Linked DNA regions of Homo sapiens: region 2 is linked to region 1. Evidence: read pairs that join two places in POLR2A ChIA-PET (ENCODE). Cell type or tissue: MCF 10A. All regions are shown on one strand. Links, peaks and the distances in the headings refer to the core of each region. The heading gives the core; the rest is flanking DNA. Region 1 overlaps ARHGEF28 (Rho guanine nucleotide exchange factor 28). Region 2 overlaps ANKRA2 (ankyrin repeat family A member 2).

Region 1 (10,627 bases), core at 1,206-9,205:
CATAGTCTTTGAATGAATCTTTTTTTCTCAATAGGCTGTAAATTCTGGGAGAGCTGGGACCAGATCGATTTCCGCTCAACCCTTGTATCCCCAGCACCAAGCTGGGTGCTTTGCACTTAACAGGTGCTGAATAAATGCTTCTCATCTCCACCTACATCTGGTGGCCCAAAATATACATAGCTGACAAGATGTGGTGGATGGTTAGACAAGCTGTGGATCAGGACAGAGAAGGAAAAGTTGTTTACTTTTTAGAATTAACTAATTGAAACACTTCCAATACTGGCGCTATTTTATCACAACTTCTGAACTGCCAGATTCATAGACAGATGAATCCTTTTCTCCTTACTTCCTCCCACCCTTCCAGCTCTGTAAGTCCAAAAGCCAACCCTTTTCCTCTCCACTTAGTAAGTATTGCTGTTTCACTACTAACTACTGCACCTGCATGTGTTGCTACAATGTTTTATCCTAGTGTACAAATTCAATTCACAATGGCCAGAGAATTAAAATGGCAAAGGCACTTGAGAGACTACTTGCCACTCTTAATTCAGAGACTGTTGTCACACTTTGAAAGTTTGTTTCAATATCCCAGTTATTCCTTTTTTTTTTTTTTTCCTAAAAGTGGGACTACTAATAAGAACTTTCATTTTGCCTGCTCGGTATAAATATGGACTGGGAGCAACAATGAGGCACTTATTTACAGAAATATCAAAATGAGACTTATCAGTGAGTGAGAGCCCAACATTCCACTCAATTCAACAAGCTCCACTGGTCCCTACTGAGCAGCAGCTGGGGAGAAGAAACCAAGATGGAAGAAATCCTTGGCCTCAAGCAACTCCAAAATGTGCTCCTTGGCATATCATTTTTATATTTCTATTCTATATTGTTTCAGAAAGAATTTAAGACATCTTCTTTAAAATACAGGTTTTTTTTCATTTAAATTACTTGTGTTTCTTTTTTTAAAGACAAAAGTAATTATTTAAGACAGTGGAGAAGTCCCTCCTCTTACACAGTTTTTTTTGTCTGGAGGTTAACATATGATCCAATTCTGGCCAGAGTCTTAATAGAAACTTTCCTGGCACCTCTCCAAAAAAGGCTTCTATCACTAATAGAAAAAAAAAAAGTTGCAGGGCAAAAGGATCTTTTTCCATTGCTCTTTTTGTCTGAATAGAGTTCAATGAAGAAATGATTTTGGAGCCACAGTAGCCCTCTTGCAACACCAGACTGCTGCAGGCCATTCTCCATGGTGTGCCTACTCTTACTGTGAAAACTTTTCTACCGGATTATCTTTTGAAGGATGGTTTTGTGGCCAACAGTCTTGAAACCGAGAAATAGTGTTTCCCCTGGGGATGAAGGCAGATTTGTTTTCAGACCAGGGTAGTAAAGATAACAGCCTCTTCCAGTGCAAGGGTTGGGCAGGCTTGCTAGCAGTCTCCTTATAAGATTTGGGATTTCTTAGTTTGGGGTTCCTCAGCTGTGACACAAACTGAGTGTGTGTGCAGCATCTATCTGAGCTGCTCACAAGGCTCCTGGGGGACTTGCTGGGCAAGGAGAACCAATGTGAACATGAAGCCCATGCTGCAATAAAGTCTTTTGTATCAAAAAAATAAATAAAATAAATAAAAACTTGGAAAAAAAACTAAACAAAAAAATCAATATAACTACCATTAAATGTTGGTATATACTCCCCCATATATGTTTTTATGACAGCTTTATTAAGGTATAATTCATATACTATACAATTCACCCATTTAGAGTATACACTTCAATGGGTTTTAGTATATTGAGTTCTGCAACCATCACCATAATCAATTTTAGGATATTTTCATCACTCCAATGAGAAAACCCCACACGCATTAGCAATCGCTCCACATTTCTCCCCAACCACCTCACCATCCTCCTTCCACACCCCAGCCCAAGGCAACCACTAATCTATTTTCAGTCTCAACAGAATTGCCTATTCTGGATATTTCATATAAATTGAATTGCACAATATGTAGTCTTTTGAAACTGGATTCATGTAGCATAATGTTTTCAAGATTCACCCATGCCGTAGCATGTATTAGTACTTCATTCCTCTTTACTGCCAAATAGTATTCCATTAGATAGATAGGTAGATAGATAGATAGGAGGTATCTACTTTGTTTTGTTTATCTATTCCTCAGCTGATGGATATCTGAGTTGTTTCCACTTTTTGTCTATTATTAATAATGCTGCAATGAACATTCTTTCAAGTAAAAGTTTTTGTGTAGATACATGTTTTCATTACTCTTAAGTATATGCCTAGGAGTATAATTGTTGAATCATATAACTCCATGTTTGATAAATTTTTATGATACAGATTTTTACATCTCCTGAACCCCCACCCCTGCCCACCATAGAAATCTCTAAAGCAAAGAATTCAATTATGGAGAGAAAGTATCCTCAGCCCCAAAATTTGGTTGCAATTATCAATTACACAGAAGCTCTAAATCATTATACAGTTGATCCTTAAACAAGACGGGTTTGAACTGCATGAGTCCACTTTTATATGGATTATTTCCAATAAATATATTGGTAATTTTTTTGGAGATTTTTTGACAATTTGATAAAACACGCAGACAAACCACCCTTTCCTAATCCTCCTGCTCCTCAGCCTACTCAATGTGAAGACAACAAGGATGAAGACCTTTGTGGTGGTCCAGTTCCACTTAATAAATGGTAAATGTATTTTATCTTCCTTATGATTTTATTAAGAACATTTTTTTCTCTAGCTTACCTTATTATACGAATATAGTATATAATACATGTAACATACAAAATATATATTAATCAATGGTTTATGTTATTGACAAGGCTTCTGGTCATCAGTGGGCTATGAGTAGTTAAGCTTGAGGAGTGTCAAAGTTACACATGAATTTTTGACTGTGCAGGGGATTGGTGCCCCTAATCTGAGTTTTTCAAGGGTTAACTGCATTTTTAAATTGAAGCCAGGGCATAATTTTCCTAAGTTAATCAATGGCTTGAATAAAATTAAGCAAGTCATCTTTCAAAGACATAAACAAAATTCCATTTTTACCAAACTTAGATTCTACTTTAACTCAAGAAAGAAACTAACCTTTAGCTATATTTTCAAGTAAAGATCACTGCAATTCTATTAGAATACTTAGTTGAGTTTAATACTTTTTTTTCTCTCTAGGCTGCTTATCTGACTCAGCTAGAATAAAGTATCTCAGATATGAGCCAAATGTGTTGCATCTAGGTGAGCTCTGGGGAACCTCTGAGTTTTGAGCTCAAACATACAGTGGGTTTAACCAGATGATCTCTAAAGTTCTTTCCAAGTCAAACTATGATTCTTTAATCCTTTGATAAACTAAGTGGTGAGGAGAATTTTTATTTCTGTGTGAGAAAATACTGATTTTTTATAATAATATACAAAATGAGTATCATATCATCATGATATCCTATCCATATCATGGTCCCTTTAATGATGGAGACTGTTCTTTCCTGTGACAAGGAGAAGAAAGAGGACTGGCAAAGTCAGTCACTAAAGGAAATACAGAAAAGGCTGAATTGCTCTGTAAAATGCAGCCATAAAAAAGAGTATGAGTTCATGTCCTTTGCAGGGACATGGATGAAGCTGGAAACCATCATTCTCAGCAAACTAACACAGGAACAGAAAACCAAACACCACAAGTTCTCACTCGTAAGTGGGAGTTGAATAAAGTGGACACAGGGAGGGGAACGTTACACACCAGGGTCTGTCAGAGGGTAGGGGGTAGGGGATGGATAGCATTAGAAGAAATACCTAATGTAGATGACGGGTTGAGGGGTGCAGCAAACCACCATGGCACGTGTATACCTATGTAACAAACCTGCACGTTCTGCACATGTATCCCAGAACTTAATAATAATGATAATAATACTAAATGAAAGCAACAGTTACAAATCATTTCCTAGGGCTGCGTATGATTTTTGTTGAAAATGCCAAAAATACCCTACTTCTAGGAAAACAATATTTTCAAGTGCTTGACCAGATATTTCACATGAGAGTCAAGGTAGAGCTGTGTATGCAAGTGAATGATCAGCTCTGCAGAACGGCCTGCCTAGTACTGCTGTCTTAAGTCCCCAACACCCAGGTCCCAGCTGTCCTGGCTTAAAGGACCTATATCTTGATATCTAAACCATCTGCAACAGTTCTCCTAAAAAGCCCTTGAGCTAGAGTGTCTCAAATGAAAAATCTTGGAAACAACACTTTGTGTGGATAAGAGCCCTATTGTTTTCCCAGTAATATCTCACAGGAGATATTCAAATAAGGAAAATCCACCACACAACTCTCTCTACATTTCACAAACCAAATCACAGAGGGAAGTGCTGCACCCTTGTCTACAGAATGTTCAAGCAAAAATCTGCTCACTTCTAGTCACCACGACACGAATGGCTGGGTCCTGGTATCTCAAAACACGTATCTTTACCATTGAATCCACCATAGGCGTGTGTTATATAACTTGCACTCATGATTAGACATCATTCAGTAAACATCCACTATGTTCAATACTGGGCAAGGTGCTTTATCTGTATTTTCCCACTGAAGTAAGTATTAAATGACACCGCCACCTCCACCCCACCCCATCATTTTCCACAAAAGCAAACAGCCTAATCACTTGCATTATGCTCAAAAGCCAGTTCACGGCAGAGCTGAGGATTTTAGCAAAGTCAGCTTATTACTGGCATGTGTCATCGAGACATGTCTGTGCCTGCGGGTCATAAGGACTTGAGAGAGATGAACCATTTGGAATAGAGCTCATTTCAAGGCAATGTTTCCAATGTTTGCGCTTTTTCTATCCCCCAAATGCTGAGAGAACTCTAGACGAGCAGTCCAGACGCTAAATAGATCAGTCCTCTGCTCTATAGGGGTAGTGGGAGTCTATAGTGTGGTCGGTAAGGGAGTGGACTGATCACCTGAGTTCTGACGGCTTGGGCCAGTGTCACCTCAGGTAAGTTACATAACTTTTCTGTGCTGCCACTTTCTCATGCATAAAGTGCGTAGGATTGACTCCTGACTCCCAGAAATGCCCCTCCCGATGACCATAGGTATGAGTGCTCCATGAGTGTATAGACTTAACTCAGGTTGTGACCAGTGCCTAGAACAATGCCTGGCACGTAGCAGGTGCTAACAAATGCTTGAGTGAAATTAAATGCAAGCAAACTACTTGAGGGCAAGGTTTTTTCTCTTTGCCTTTTTTTTTTTTTTTTTTTTGGTTACTGCCAAGAACAGTGGCTGGTATAAAGTGATGGGCAGTCAATACATATTTACTGAATGGATGGATATGGAAATGGGCCTAAGGACACGTGTCCACCTGTCCAGCCTGAATCTTGCATTTGGACCAACAGCCTCTTCTGCCTCCCACACAGAATCACAAAGGGGAAGCCACTTTGAGCCGGTGAGAGCGGCTGCCTCCACCCTGAAGGAAATGATTTTGCCCTCTCTTCTTGGTGATTGTAACACATGTTCCAATCCCTATTTCCTTGTCAATGAAAATGTGGAAGATAATTTATGGGGAGAAGCCAACAAAGTAACAAATGAGTGACACCAAGTTAAGACAGTTAGCAAATGCAGAGCGTTTTTGAACTACAAAATAATTTTTTAAGCGGATTCATACAGTGGCAAATGGTACTGTAGTTGTTCTCAGGTTGCGTTATAGCCCAGTAGATGCCAGGCAGGCAATAGCCTCCCATGTGATATCAAGAATTGAAGTGGGATGTCGAGGGAGGCATGAATGATCTGGAATATTCAAGATCACTGTGAACAGTTTGAAAAATTCTTTCTTGCACTTCTCTGGTGTGCGCATTACTGGACTAACAGATGGCGGGAACCCAGGTGATAGTGAAAATGGAGGACATAAGATCCAGAGAGGGAGGTGCCACAGAGTTGAGGAAGAACAACATTTTCAAAGTACCTTTCACAGACGGTTTCTATGAGAGGTTGAGAACTGCGAAAAAAGGACTCTCGTGTGATCCATTAATTTAGAGAACTGCTAAGTTAAACAAGATTATATAGGTTTCTTGACTTACTAGAGCCCACAAAACATTAAATGCATTCCAAATCTCAAAAGTGGGAGTTTCATATACAGTAGCCCCTGCCATCAGGGATTTCATGTTCTATGGTTTTGATTACCTGCCGTTGACTTCGGTCCAAAAATACTAAATAGAAAATTCCAGAAATAATTCCTACATTTTTTTAAATTGCAGACCATTCTTGAGTAGTATGATGAAATCTCATGATATCTCACTCCTTCCCACCAGGAAAGTGAATTATTTCATTGTCCAGTGTCCTTATGCTGCCTATGCTACCTGCCCATTAGTCTCTCAGTAGCTCTTAGTTATCAGATCAACGGTTTCAGTATGGCAGTGCTTATGTCCAAGTAACCTTATTTTACTTACTAATGACCCCAAAGCACAAGAGTAGTGATACTTGCATATTGTTATAATTGTTCTACTTTATTATTAATTATCATTGTTAACCTTTACTATGCCTAATTTATAAATTAAACTTTATCATAGGTGTGTATGTATAGAAAAAAACATAGTATATATAAGGTTCAGTGTTATCCAGGGTTGCAGGTATCCACTAGAGATCTTGGAACTTATCCCCCAAAGATAAGAGGGAACTACTGTACAGCATTTTCTACTTATTTGGCCAAAGAATCCTTATTTTTCAAAATAGCTTCCAAGATCAGTGTTCTGTACAATGCTCTTTAGGAAATCCTAGGACAGAGAGATCAAACAAGGATAAGAAGGCAAGGGGAAAATATGGAGCCAGGTTTTTTATTAATACTAATAATTAGCTTATTAATAGGAGCATATTAAAATAAGAAGACTTTTTGGCCATTCATTTGAAATAATGTGCCATTATTCTGGGAGTACAACTAGAATCATAAAACTATAGAAACATAACTGGATCGTAGGCAATAATAAAACCATTTATCACACTCACAGAGACAGCAAAGTTAATGTCCAGGCTAGAATTATTATAGTCTTTTAATTAATAGCAGCTACAGATATAAGCTTAGAGTTTCCCCCCTACTACACATTGTCCCAGAGGGGACAGAAAAGCATAATCTACTAAGAATCTTCTAATAGATTTTAAAGAGGAAGTTTGCTTTAGGGTTTGTTTGGTTTTTTTTTTTTAAGAGGAAGCTCTTATGCTCAAAATGTTTTGTTCTTTCAGTTGAGTCTCCTCCAGACTCATGAATGGACAAAAACTAATTGAATGTTTCCACTTTAGTTGAATATTGCCCTCTGCTGGAATATGCATACAGTTTCTAGTACTCTTTCAAGGGTAGACAAATACAAAAGCATTGTCTAGATTCAAGGGCTCTAAAGTATACCCATTAATTATTTGGAGTCAGAGGGCTTGGATTTCTGTCCAAATTCTTGTGCTTATTGGTTAATTTCAGTCAAACTGGCAGCCACGTATATTAACTTGGCTGCCCCAAACACCTGTCAAATTCAACTTGTCTAAAACTGAACGTATATTTTGTCACAATTCTGCTTCCTGGAAGGCCCATCCCACCCAGTGCTACACCCCAGGAATGGAGACACCGTCCTTCTCCCTTACCACTGACAGCCAATCAGATCCTACACTTTCAGGACCTCACTCATGTGTCCTCAACTCTCCCATCTTGTCACACTGCTGTAGGGCAGATTCTCTTCTGCGTTGCTTTCAGCAGCCCCATGGCTGGTCCCCATCTTCCACTAGGCCTCTCCCATCCATTCCCCATACTCCCACCAAAGTGAACTTTACAGAGCTGTCAGGGTAGAATTCTAACAACTTGCTTCACGTACAGCCATGCCAATCTGCCTACTTCTTAAGCCTATGTTCTTGGCATCACTGCCACCACCATACAGAAGCGCGCACACACACACATACACACACACACACACACACACACACACACACACACACACTATATTCCAGGGCTTCAAAATGAGCTGCATTTTCCCCAGTACGTCATTTGGCTCAGGACTTTGTATTGCATGTAGAATTCCCTTCCCTCCATTAGATCACAGCTCCAGGGCCACTTCTTCCAGGAAGCTTTCCCTGACTGCTCCACTGTCACAGTCTACAGCATGCTAATACACAGAGCTACTTGCAAATAACTCCTGTAGCAATTATCACACTGTGCCATGAGAGCTTGTTTTTCTGCCCCAACCTCAAACTGTAAGCCCCTTAAGAACAACTTGGAATTAAAATACTCCTTTAGACCTCAGTGTTCTAAATTAATTTGAAGGTAGAATACAAGAGAGGAAAAATTTGCAAGAGGATTTTTTAAAATCAGAAGTTGATTTTAAAAAAGAAAAAGTAAGGGCAGAGGCTTAAATAAGCAACAAGGTAATATAAAAAATGCAGTCAGCATTGCCATAGGCCCTTGTAATCAAGTGCCCAGAAACTTAGCTCCAAGTTTATCAGAAAGCTAGAAGTAAGAAACTTGATCGGCTACAGGTACAGCAGTAAAAGTGAGCTGAGCCAGGCACTCAGGTGAAGCTGTGTTCCCAATACAAAACCAGAAAGAGCTTTCTCCTACAGGTCTTCAAGGAGAAAGCACAAAGTGCCCACCACCTTCTTGGGCAGCAGGGTAAAGAGTGGCTCCGTCAACACAGCCAGTAGCGAGTGTCACCCACAGGGGAGAATAGTAAAGGCAATTCCCTTGGGCTCCAAGAAGGTGCAGTCTGAGGAGGAGGCTCAGCTGCTCGGGCTTAACCCAGGAACATATGCAGTCGGGATGGGCCACACAGACTCAGCAACTCACCAGAAATATGCCTTCTCTAACACTAGTTTTTTTAATCTTGTTTTGTTTTGTTTTGTTTTGTTTTTTGAGATGGAGTCTCACTGTGTCACCCAGGCTGGAATGCAGTGGCGCAATCTCAGCTCACTGCAACCTCGCCTCCCAGGTTCAAGCAATTCTCTTGTCTCAGCCTCCCGAGTAGCTGGCATTACAGGTGCACACCACCACACCTGGCTAATTTTTGTATTTTTAGTAAAGACGGGGTTTCGCCATGTTGGTCAGGCTGGTCTCGAACCCCCGACCTCAGGTGATCCACCCACCTCGGCCTCCCAAAGTGCTGGGATTACAGGTGTGAGCCACCGTGCCCAGCCAAGACTACTTTTTTTTTTTTTTTTAACAAACATGCAGGTAAAGAGTTTAAGATCATAGTATCTGACAAATACCTAGAATCCAACTCTTCTGTGAGGCCAGTTAAAAGCAGAATCAAAAGTATTGACCAGCTATTAACATTGGTGGCTTAGGAACAAGCGCCTTGTCATATTTTTCCTCCCTAGCCCCAGCATCAAGCTTGGTGGTTCTCAACCCTATCAGACCTATGCCCTTTACATTAACAGGTATTTTGTGTTGCTTCCTTCACTATCTTGAAATTGAGTTAGTAGATCACATAACTCTACCCCCTAGATACATATAACCTTATCTTCATGTCTAATTAAAAATAAAAATCAATATAATATCCTAACTAAAATATGAAGCAAATGGAGAGTAACTGATAAGAAGATAATATGTATTTCAATGCATAAAACCTTTACCCTAAATACCCTAGGAGACGCAATAATGTGGTTAGATTTTTGCAACCACCGGGTTTTGAAAACACAAAATCAGGATCTGTTCCAGACAAGAAATACAGGAATATGCAAAAATATGCTTCCTAGAATGAAAACTTCTGTTTATTACCATAACTTACTAAAAGACCAAAATTAATTTGCATATGGAAAAGCAGAAGTAACCTCAAATGAAGTAAGAATTGCATGCATAGATAAACTGTCAAGTTGAGGAAAATGAGGAATGATGATGTTCCTGCATATGAGCTAGGTATTATGCACAAGTGGGGCATCAGAATGATTCCATGTGGCATGTTGTGGAATAGAGTAGGAACAATGTATTATAAAAAATATATCTTCTTTTATGAACTTCCACCACAAGCAGAATCACACATGCCGTCTCTGAATCACCATCAGGACTGTAAACAGCTGTACAGGACGACTCTTAGTTGCATAGGGCTGTTCTGTATCTTGATGAACATCCAGCAGCCCTGATGCCTCAATTCTAAATGCCAGTGGTGTCCCCCGACCCTCGTGATGACAAAAACTCCTTCATGACTTCCAGAGTATCCTTGCTTAGCAAAAAGTAGGAGATCCACAAAGGTGGAAGAAACTAAAGAACAAATGATAGAATGAAGGACTCAATGAATGAACAAGCTGAATGAGGAGAACAATCAGAATGTCAAGAGAGCATCCTGAAGATCAGGAATGCGAGAGGACCTGGCCCAGGTCCCGGCAAACAGCACTCAGGACATTCCAGTTAAATGGAGAGTGGAAACAAACAGTATACTTCATTTGATGCTGTCCGAGGACCCAGGGGCTTTGCTGTATCCCACACCCCTGATCTTGCCTCTGAGCCCCTTGATTCCTGGCCGGCTTCACCACACACTTCAACGGACTGGTTAGATTGTTGGTCCAGAGCACTCTGTGGCTGCCATAAGTGGGAAAGGAGCATGCGTACCTTCTTCAGTTTCTGCACCGCTGGAGGGCATAGCTGTTCTTTCCTCTGGCCTGGCTTCTGGCTCAAAGGCCTAGGAAACA
Region 2 (8,000 bases), core at 1-8,000, 230 kb after region 1:
AGAGCCTCTCTCTGTCACCCAGGCTGGAGTGCAGTGGCGAGATCTTGGCTCACTGCAACCTCCGCCTTCTGGGTTCAAGCAATTCTCCTGCCTCAGCCTCCCGAGTAGCTGGGATTACAGGCGTTTGCCACCAAGCCCGGCTAATTTTTTGTATTTTTAGTAGAGATGGGGTTTCACCATGTTGGCCAGGCTGGTCTTGAACTCCTGACCTCAGGTGATCCACCTGCCTTGGCCTCCCAAAGTGCTGGGGTTACAGGCGTGAGCACCATGCCCAGCCTAGACTTTTTTTTTTTTTGACTAACCATTATGCAAACAAGGAAGTATGGACTTTAATGATAAAAACAATTTAGTATCACTTGATAAATAGTTTAATTGAAGCTATTACACCTCATGTATTTCTTTTCAAATGTAGACATTGACATAGAACTCTTACTGAAATGCTTTTAATGTGTTTACATTTGTTTTTCACTTAGCTGAATGCAATATCCATACATCTCCTTCTCCGGGAATTCAAGTAAGGCATGTCTACACCCCCTCTACAACAAAGCATTTCTCACCCATAAAACAGTCAACCACTTTAACCAACAAACACAGAGGAAATGAGGTCTCTACCACACCTCTGTTAGCAAATTGTAAGTATTTGCCACTGATGTATTACTATATTCTTAATGTAATACTTTCAAGAGTTTGACTTTAAAACATTATTTCATTAAATGCATATTTTCTGGATAAAGAAAATGTGTTATACTACACAATGGAATACTATTCAACCTTAAAAAAGAAGGAAATTCTGTCACTTGGTGACACATGGATGAACCTGCAGGACATTATGCTAAGTGAAATAAGTCAGGCATAGAAAGACAAATACCACACGATCTCACTATATGAGACATCTGTAAAAGTAGAACTCAGTGGAAGTACACAGTGGACTGGTGTTTACCAGAGGCTGGGAGAGGGGAGTAGATGCTGAAAAGGTAGAGATACTGATCAAAGGATACAAAGTTTTAGCTAGACAGGAGGACTACTTAATGACCTGTTGTACACAATGGTGACTATAATAAATATAATGCACTGAAGGCTGGGCATGGTGGCTCACACCTGTAATCCCAACACTTTGGGAGTCCGAGGCTGGTGTGTCACTTGAGCTCAGGAATTCGAGACTGGCCAGGGCAACATAGCAAGACCCTGTCTCTACTAAAAATGCAAAAAATAAAAAATAAAAAAATTTCAAAAAATAGCCAGGCGTGGTGGTGCATGCCTGTGTTCCCAACTACTTGGGAGGCTGAGGTGAGAGGATCACTTGAATCTGGGAGGAGCAGGTTGCAATGAGCTGAAATAGCACCATTGCACTCCAGCCTGGGTGACAGAGTGAGACCCTGTCTCAAAAAAATAAAAATAAAAAATAATAATGCATTGTATTTTTCAAAATTGCTAAAAGAGTAAATTTTAAATGTTTACACCACGAAAAAATAAGTATGTGAGGTGATAGATTTGTGAATTGGCTTTAATCATTCCATAATGTAAACATATATTAAAATACCCCTTTGTACTCCATAGATATACACAATTATTATTTGTCAATTAAAAATAAATAAATGCATTATACGTAACTTTTTTGAAAGCTTAAGTGATGTCCTAGTAGTTTTAGCAGTTGTAAACTTTTTCATATATTCTTGCATTTTTAAATATTTCATGTGGGGCTAGACACGGCGTGTCACACCTGTAATCCCAGCACTTTGGGATGCTGAGGTAGGAGGATTACTTGAGTTCAGGAGTTCAAGACCAGCCTGAGCAACATAACAAGATCCCATCTCTACCAAAAAAAATTTTTTTTAATTAGCTAGGTGTGGTGGCAAACACCTGTAGTCCCACATACTCAAGAAGCTAAGGCAGGAGGATCACTTGAGCCCAGGAGGTCAAGGCTGCAGTGAGCTGTGATCATGCCACTGTACCCCAGCCTGAGCAACAGAGTGAGACCATGATTCCAATCAATCAATAATAAATAAATAGTTCATGTGTTATATTTCTCTGTTGAGAGCAAATACAGATTAAAATATTAATTATGAAAACTTAAAAGTTTTACTGTAAAAATAGTGAGTTAATAAATAATAAATAGAGATTAAAAATAATAATTCTGAGCCCTTTGAAATTAAGACACTGTATTTTCATCTTCTTAGAGTTCAAGGCTTCACATTTTACTTATAAACCAGATCACTGATCAATAAATGATTTTGTAGTAAAAGCTGAGTGATTTGCACTGTAATTTTGAATTTGAATATAATATGAATATGAAATCACCTATTTTAACACCTTGAATCCACAATTTTTTTAAAGTAGAATCATTGTAGAGGAAGTTTTTCTATTTAAAATACAAAAATATTCTATATAGTATAAGTATGTTAAAAAAAAGAAAAACAGCAACTGTATTTGTGTTAGTATTTAACTGTATTTCTGTTAGTCACTGTATTTGAGAATGTAAGATAAATATATCTATATTCTAAAGCATGACAAAATCTGTTTTTTCTTTGGAAACACTAAATCCCTCCTGATTTCTGAGTCACATACTGTACCAACTGAGCTAGGAAGAATCTTCCTGTAGGACTCTCATCCCACCTGTAGGCCATTTCTGGTTTACTTATATAAATTTGCATAGGACACCAATTGCTTTTCCTTCTGTAGTAAGGCCATCCAATCGTATCATTGAAGTCAATGATCAAATGCTACTAATTTTTAAGGAGAACTCTCCCTATTTGGCATTGTCTTTAAAGAAGTTGTCTTAAAATAATCCACCATAGAATTTTTGAGCTAAAAACAAACACCTAAGATCATTTGATTTACATCTCATGTTACAGACAAAAATGTTTAAACTTATCCAACATCACACAGCTAATTAGCCACAGCTAGGCCTACACTCAAGAATTTATTCTCAGGCCAGGCGCAGTGGCTCATGCCTATAATCCTAGCACTTTGGGAGGCTGAGGCTGGCGGATCACTTGAGCTCAGGAGTTGAAGACCTGGGCAACATGGCAAAACCCTGTCTCTACAAAAAATATGAAAATTATCTGGATGTGGTGGCACCCACCTGTATAGTTCCAGCTATTTGGGGCACTGAGGCAGGAGGATCACTTGAGCCCAGAAGGTTGAGGCTGCAGTGAGCTGAGATCACACCACTGCACTCAAGCCTGGGTGATAAAGCGAGACCCTGTCTCAAAATAAATAAATAAATAAATTTACTCTCAAGGCCAGTTTTTCATTTGTGACTTCATTCCTTGTAAAAAGAAAACCCCATAGAATCTCGAAATAAAAATATTTAAGACCACAATGGGGTCAGTCAATAAAAAGACAAAAGAGTGTCTTCATGTCTTAAGACCCATCTTCCTGATAAGTTTGGATGCAGAAATAGCATTTTAAAAATTAAATATCTAAGCCGTTTCTTCAGAATAGATTTCATTGATAATACCAATTTGTAGATTTTTAAAAAAGGCTGAGGCATGGTGGCTCATGCCTGTAATCCCAGCACTGTGGGAGGTCAAGGTGGGAGGATCTGCTTGAGCCCTGGAGTTCAAGGCCAGCCAGAACAACATGACGAAACCCTGTCTCATAAAAATAAAATTGTAGATATCAGAATTACCTTAAATAAATATGAATCAATTCTCAGATACAGAATGAGTACTTGTAATTTTAGGGTACTTTTTTTTTTTCTGTCACCCAGACTGGAGTGCAGTGGCACAATCTCAGTTCACTGCAACCTCTGCCTCCCTGATTCAAGTGATTCCCCAGCCTCAGCCTCCCAAGTAGCTGGGATTACAGGCACATGCCACCATGCCCAGCTAATTTTTGTATTTTTTGTAGAGACAGGGTTTTGCCACGTTGGCCAGGCTGGTCTCGAACTCCTGACCTCAAGTGATCCACCTGCCTCTGCCTCCCAAAGTGCTGGGATTACGGGCATGAGCCACTGCGCCCAGCCTTAATTTTAGGATACATTTTAAGTTATATTTTTAAAACAATAAAATTGTAGTTTTTGTTTTGGAAAAGAAAATTGGTGACACAAACATGAACCATGGGATGATGCAAGTGTACCCTATAGATAATTCATGAAGCATTTTATGATACTCTTTCAGCTTTGTCTGTTCACCAGTTGGCTGCTCAGGGAGAGATGCTCTATCTGGCTACTCGTATCGAACAAGGTAATAGCCTATTTAAAAATATTTAAACAAATTCAATAGGATTTATTAGATTTGTTATTGTTTTATTTTAATATAAGAAAGTCCTAAAGACAAAAACAAATAGTTACATAAACTCACCAGGCAGATAACCCAATGGATAGTAAAAAAAAAAAAAAAAAAAAAAGGAATATAAAGCGTAAAAGTTCCTTTACCACCGTTGCCTTTTCCCCAAAAGCAAACGTTATAAGTTTCTTACATTTTCAGTAAATTTTTTTGAAAACATTTCTATTTATGTTTCGGATTATGTGTGAGAATGTATATGTGCTTGTTATTTACACAAAAGGGAAAATATACACTACATTGCACCGTTTTACACTGAATACTGTGGAGAGCTTTCCATATAAGCACGTATTAAAGACCTATTTTATTCTTTTCATAGTTCCATAAGTGTGCATTGTATTGCATGTACGTGTTCTATGTTATTTTTTTTTTTAACTGCCCCCCTTAAGTTTTAAGTTTAAACTTAAAACTTAAAAGTATATCTATAGGGCAGATTCCCACAAGTAGATTTGCTGGGTCAAAGGGTGTATATATATATATATGTATTTTTTTATATATGTAAATATATATTTTATATATATAACCAGATGTGTGTCCTCACACAAGAGCTAGAGTTTCTGTTTCCCCACGCCCTCACTGATACAGGATATTAGCAGATTCCAAATTTTGCTAATCTGACGTGTGAAAAATGGCATCTCAGAGTAGTTTCATTTACATTTTTTAAGTTATGGTCTACTGGAATTTTTTGCGTGTGACCTACCTGCTATATATTAGTATGTAAACTCTAAATTAAGGAAATTAGCTTTTTTTCTTGTTGTTGTTTATGTTGCATATATTGTTCCCCAGCTTGTCATTTTTCCTTTGACTTCCTTTATGAAGTTCTGAAAGCATAACATCTGTAAGTCATAAATTTATTTTCTTCTTTGTGACTTCTGGATTGTATATCTTGCTTAGAAAGGATTTCCCATTTCAAGATTATAAATAAATTCACTCATTCCTTATTCTAGAACTTCTGGGCTTTCCTTTTTACATTTCAATATTTAACTCATATGGAATATGTTTTGTTGTAATGAAGTAAAGATTGAGCTGTATTTTTATTTTCATGCTTTAAAAAGTTAGCCAGTTGTCCCAAAACTGTTTATTGAATACAGGGAGTCTGATCAAAGAGTTTTATTTTGCTTAATCTTGTCATTTTTATAAGAAAGAATCTTATATTTCTGTTTGTTTATGAATATTTGGAGGCTTCTTCAATCTACTAAATAAATTTAGGGAAAAGGCTGTGGACTTAATAACTAGTAGACAATCTAGGGAAGAAAATGGGGTTCAAGGTAGAATTGCATGGTACTGTATTTCAGACTATTCATTCACATTATATTATCTGTCATCCACATAACATTATGTTAGCAAACCACAAGAATGAGAGAAATTCACAGGCAGCAATGTTAGCTATGGAGTAGAAGATAGCTTCAATAAGATTCAATAAGTTTATATATTTCTGTAATTCTGAGGGCTATCATATAATCTCACTTTTATTATGATCCTCCCAACTGTACGTTGATGTAAGCAAGGAATTCTGTATATTGAAGAAATTAAGTGTCTTGCCCAGGGTCACATGGCTGGAAAGTGACAGAGCCAGGATTCAAACTGTGGTCTCCTGATTCTGAGACCAGTGTTCTCTTGACTGCCTTGTACCCGACATTATGTCATGTCTGGTAGTTTATACTTTAAGTAATATGCTATCTGAACCCGGCTATGTACATTGAGGCATATTTTAATACACTCAGACTACAAATTACAACAACATGCAATAAATAGGACACCAACATAAAGTCAGCACAAAGTGAACTTTACTGAGTATTATAATCAGCTCTTTGGAATGCCAGTTTTTCATAGTGATATTAAGATATGGTTGTTAAATTAGATCACAAAAATTGCTTTTCTTTTAAATAGAAAATGTTATCAATCACACGGATGAAGAAGGATTTACTCCTCTGATGTGGGCTGCAGCACACGGGCAAATAGCTGTGGTAGAGTTCCTACTTCAGAATGTAAGGAAAATGCCTCAGAAAATGTATATGTATAGTTACTTAAGTTAAGTCTTTAGTAGAGTTTTTATATATCCAGCCAGCTAGATATAATGGTAGAGGCTACCAAAAAAAGTTTAATGCTTTTCATATTCTTGTGGAACTTGGATCTAGTTGGGAAGGCAAGACTAATCATACATGCAACAGTGAGAAATAATTTAACGCCCAGACCCCTCTACATCCCACGGGAACAGAAGTACTGTCAGCTTTGAAGGAGAAGGCTTCATGGAGGAGCTGTGACTTGACTCCAGAGTGAAAGGATAATTAGGATTGATACAGGACGGAGGAAGGAAGGCATCCAGGCAATCTCAATAAAAGCATCCATGAGTAAAAGTTTCCATTATTTCTTTATTAAGCCCAGAACATTACCAGGCCTAGTGTTGAACTATAATTATTGTTGACAGGAATAACAATATTCTTGTTTAAACTAATTGAGAAGTCTTTTATCTCTACTTCCCATACCAGGGTGCTGATCCCCAACTTTTAGGAAAAGGTCGAGAAAGTGCACTGTCGTTGGCCTGTAGTAAAGGCTACACAGATATTGTCAAAATGCTGCTTGATTGTGGAGTTGATGTAAATGAATATGATTGGGTAAGTTTGTAATACTAAATTTAAAATGACTCTAGCAAGTTTTAGAATTTATTTGGTTTGGGAGAGATGCAGTAAGTTTTATTAAAGAAGAAATAGACTGAGCATCGTGGTGTACACCTGTAGTCCCAGCCACTTGGGAGGCTGAAGCGGGAGGATAGCTTGAGCCCAGAAGTTTGAGGCTGCAGTGAGCTGTGATTGCACCACTGTACTCCAGCCTGGGTGACAGAGTGAGACCCTGTTTCTAAAAAATAAATAAAAGAATAAATAAAGAAGAATAATTAATTAGCTACATAGAAGAAAAAGTTAATATCATAGACTCAATTATTAGTTCTGATTTAAGTATCCTTCACAAAATATTAAAATTACTTTAAATGATTATATGTCTAATTCTAGTAAAACTTCTTACAGCAGCATTAAATTACTTGAGTCTTGCTCACCGTGAAAAACTCTGAATCACCTTTTCATTTTGCAGAATGGAGGAACACCTCTGCTTTATGCTGTACATGGAAATCATGTGAAATGTGTAAAGATGCTCTTAGGTAAGCAGATAAAAATTTAGAAAATGCCATGTGAGGACTTGATTTTATTTTTTCGACCTGGCCTCCCCTGGTACTACTCAGGAGAATCATTAACTATTGTTAAATACATGAATCTTGCTGCTCTTCACCCTTAGAGCACCTGCCACCAAAAGTTGCCCATGTGAGAAGCAGCTCCATCACATACCACACCTGCAATTGGACCTTTTATCCTTGTTGCTTTCATTTGGGGGGTCACATGTGAATCCACTATGTGGCCAGGCACAGTGGCTCAAGCCTGTAATCCCAGCACTTTGGGAGGCCGAGGTGGGTGGATCACTTGAGATCAGGAGTTCAAACCAGCCTGGCCAACATGGCGAAACCCCGTCTCTACAGAAAATACAAAAATTAGCCAGGCAGGTGGGCGCCTGTAATCCGAGCTACTCAGGATGCTAAGGCAGGAGAATCGCTTGAACCCCAGGGGCAGAGGTTGCAATGAGCCGAGACTGCGCCTCTGCATTCCAGCCTGGGTGACAGAGCAAGGCTCTGTCAAAAAAAAAAAAGAAGAAAAGAAAATGAATTCA

Evidence for each region. ChIA-PET counts read pairs that join two places held together with the same protein. Peaks named below come from ENCODE experiments on the same cell type or tissue, not always from the same donor. Only the 100,000 strongest peaks of a DNase experiment are listed, where the experiment ranks them.
Region 2: POLR2A ChIA-PET joins it to region 1 with 5 read pairs; 4 of 35 experiments call an interaction of 5 or more read pairs at or near these places.

The regions. Positions count from the first base shown.
Region 1 is chr5:73,780,666-73,791,292 of GRCh38, reverse strand. ARHGEF28 (Rho guanine nucleotide exchange factor 28) reads right to left here. Exons shown (of 36, transcript NM_001177693.2): 7 at 10,548-10,617. Among named protein-coding and RNA genes, the nearest start is that of ARHGEF28, 160 kb to the right of the region's middle. In MCF 10A, for the core only: a CTCF peak has its summit at 7,250 (motif pointing left); a DNase peak (open chromatin) is centred at 4,722.
Region 2 is chr5:73,553,762-73,561,761 of GRCh38, reverse strand. ANKRA2 (ankyrin repeat family A member 2) reads left to right here. Exons shown (of 9, transcript NM_023039.5): 3 at 474-632; 4 at 4,122-4,187; 5 at 6,177-6,274; 6 at 6,776-6,901; 7 at 7,374-7,440. Among named protein-coding and RNA genes, the nearest start is that of ANKRA2, 7.9 kb to the left of the region's middle. In MCF 10A, for the core only: no CTCF peak of the experiment used is centred there; no DNase peak of the experiment used is centred there.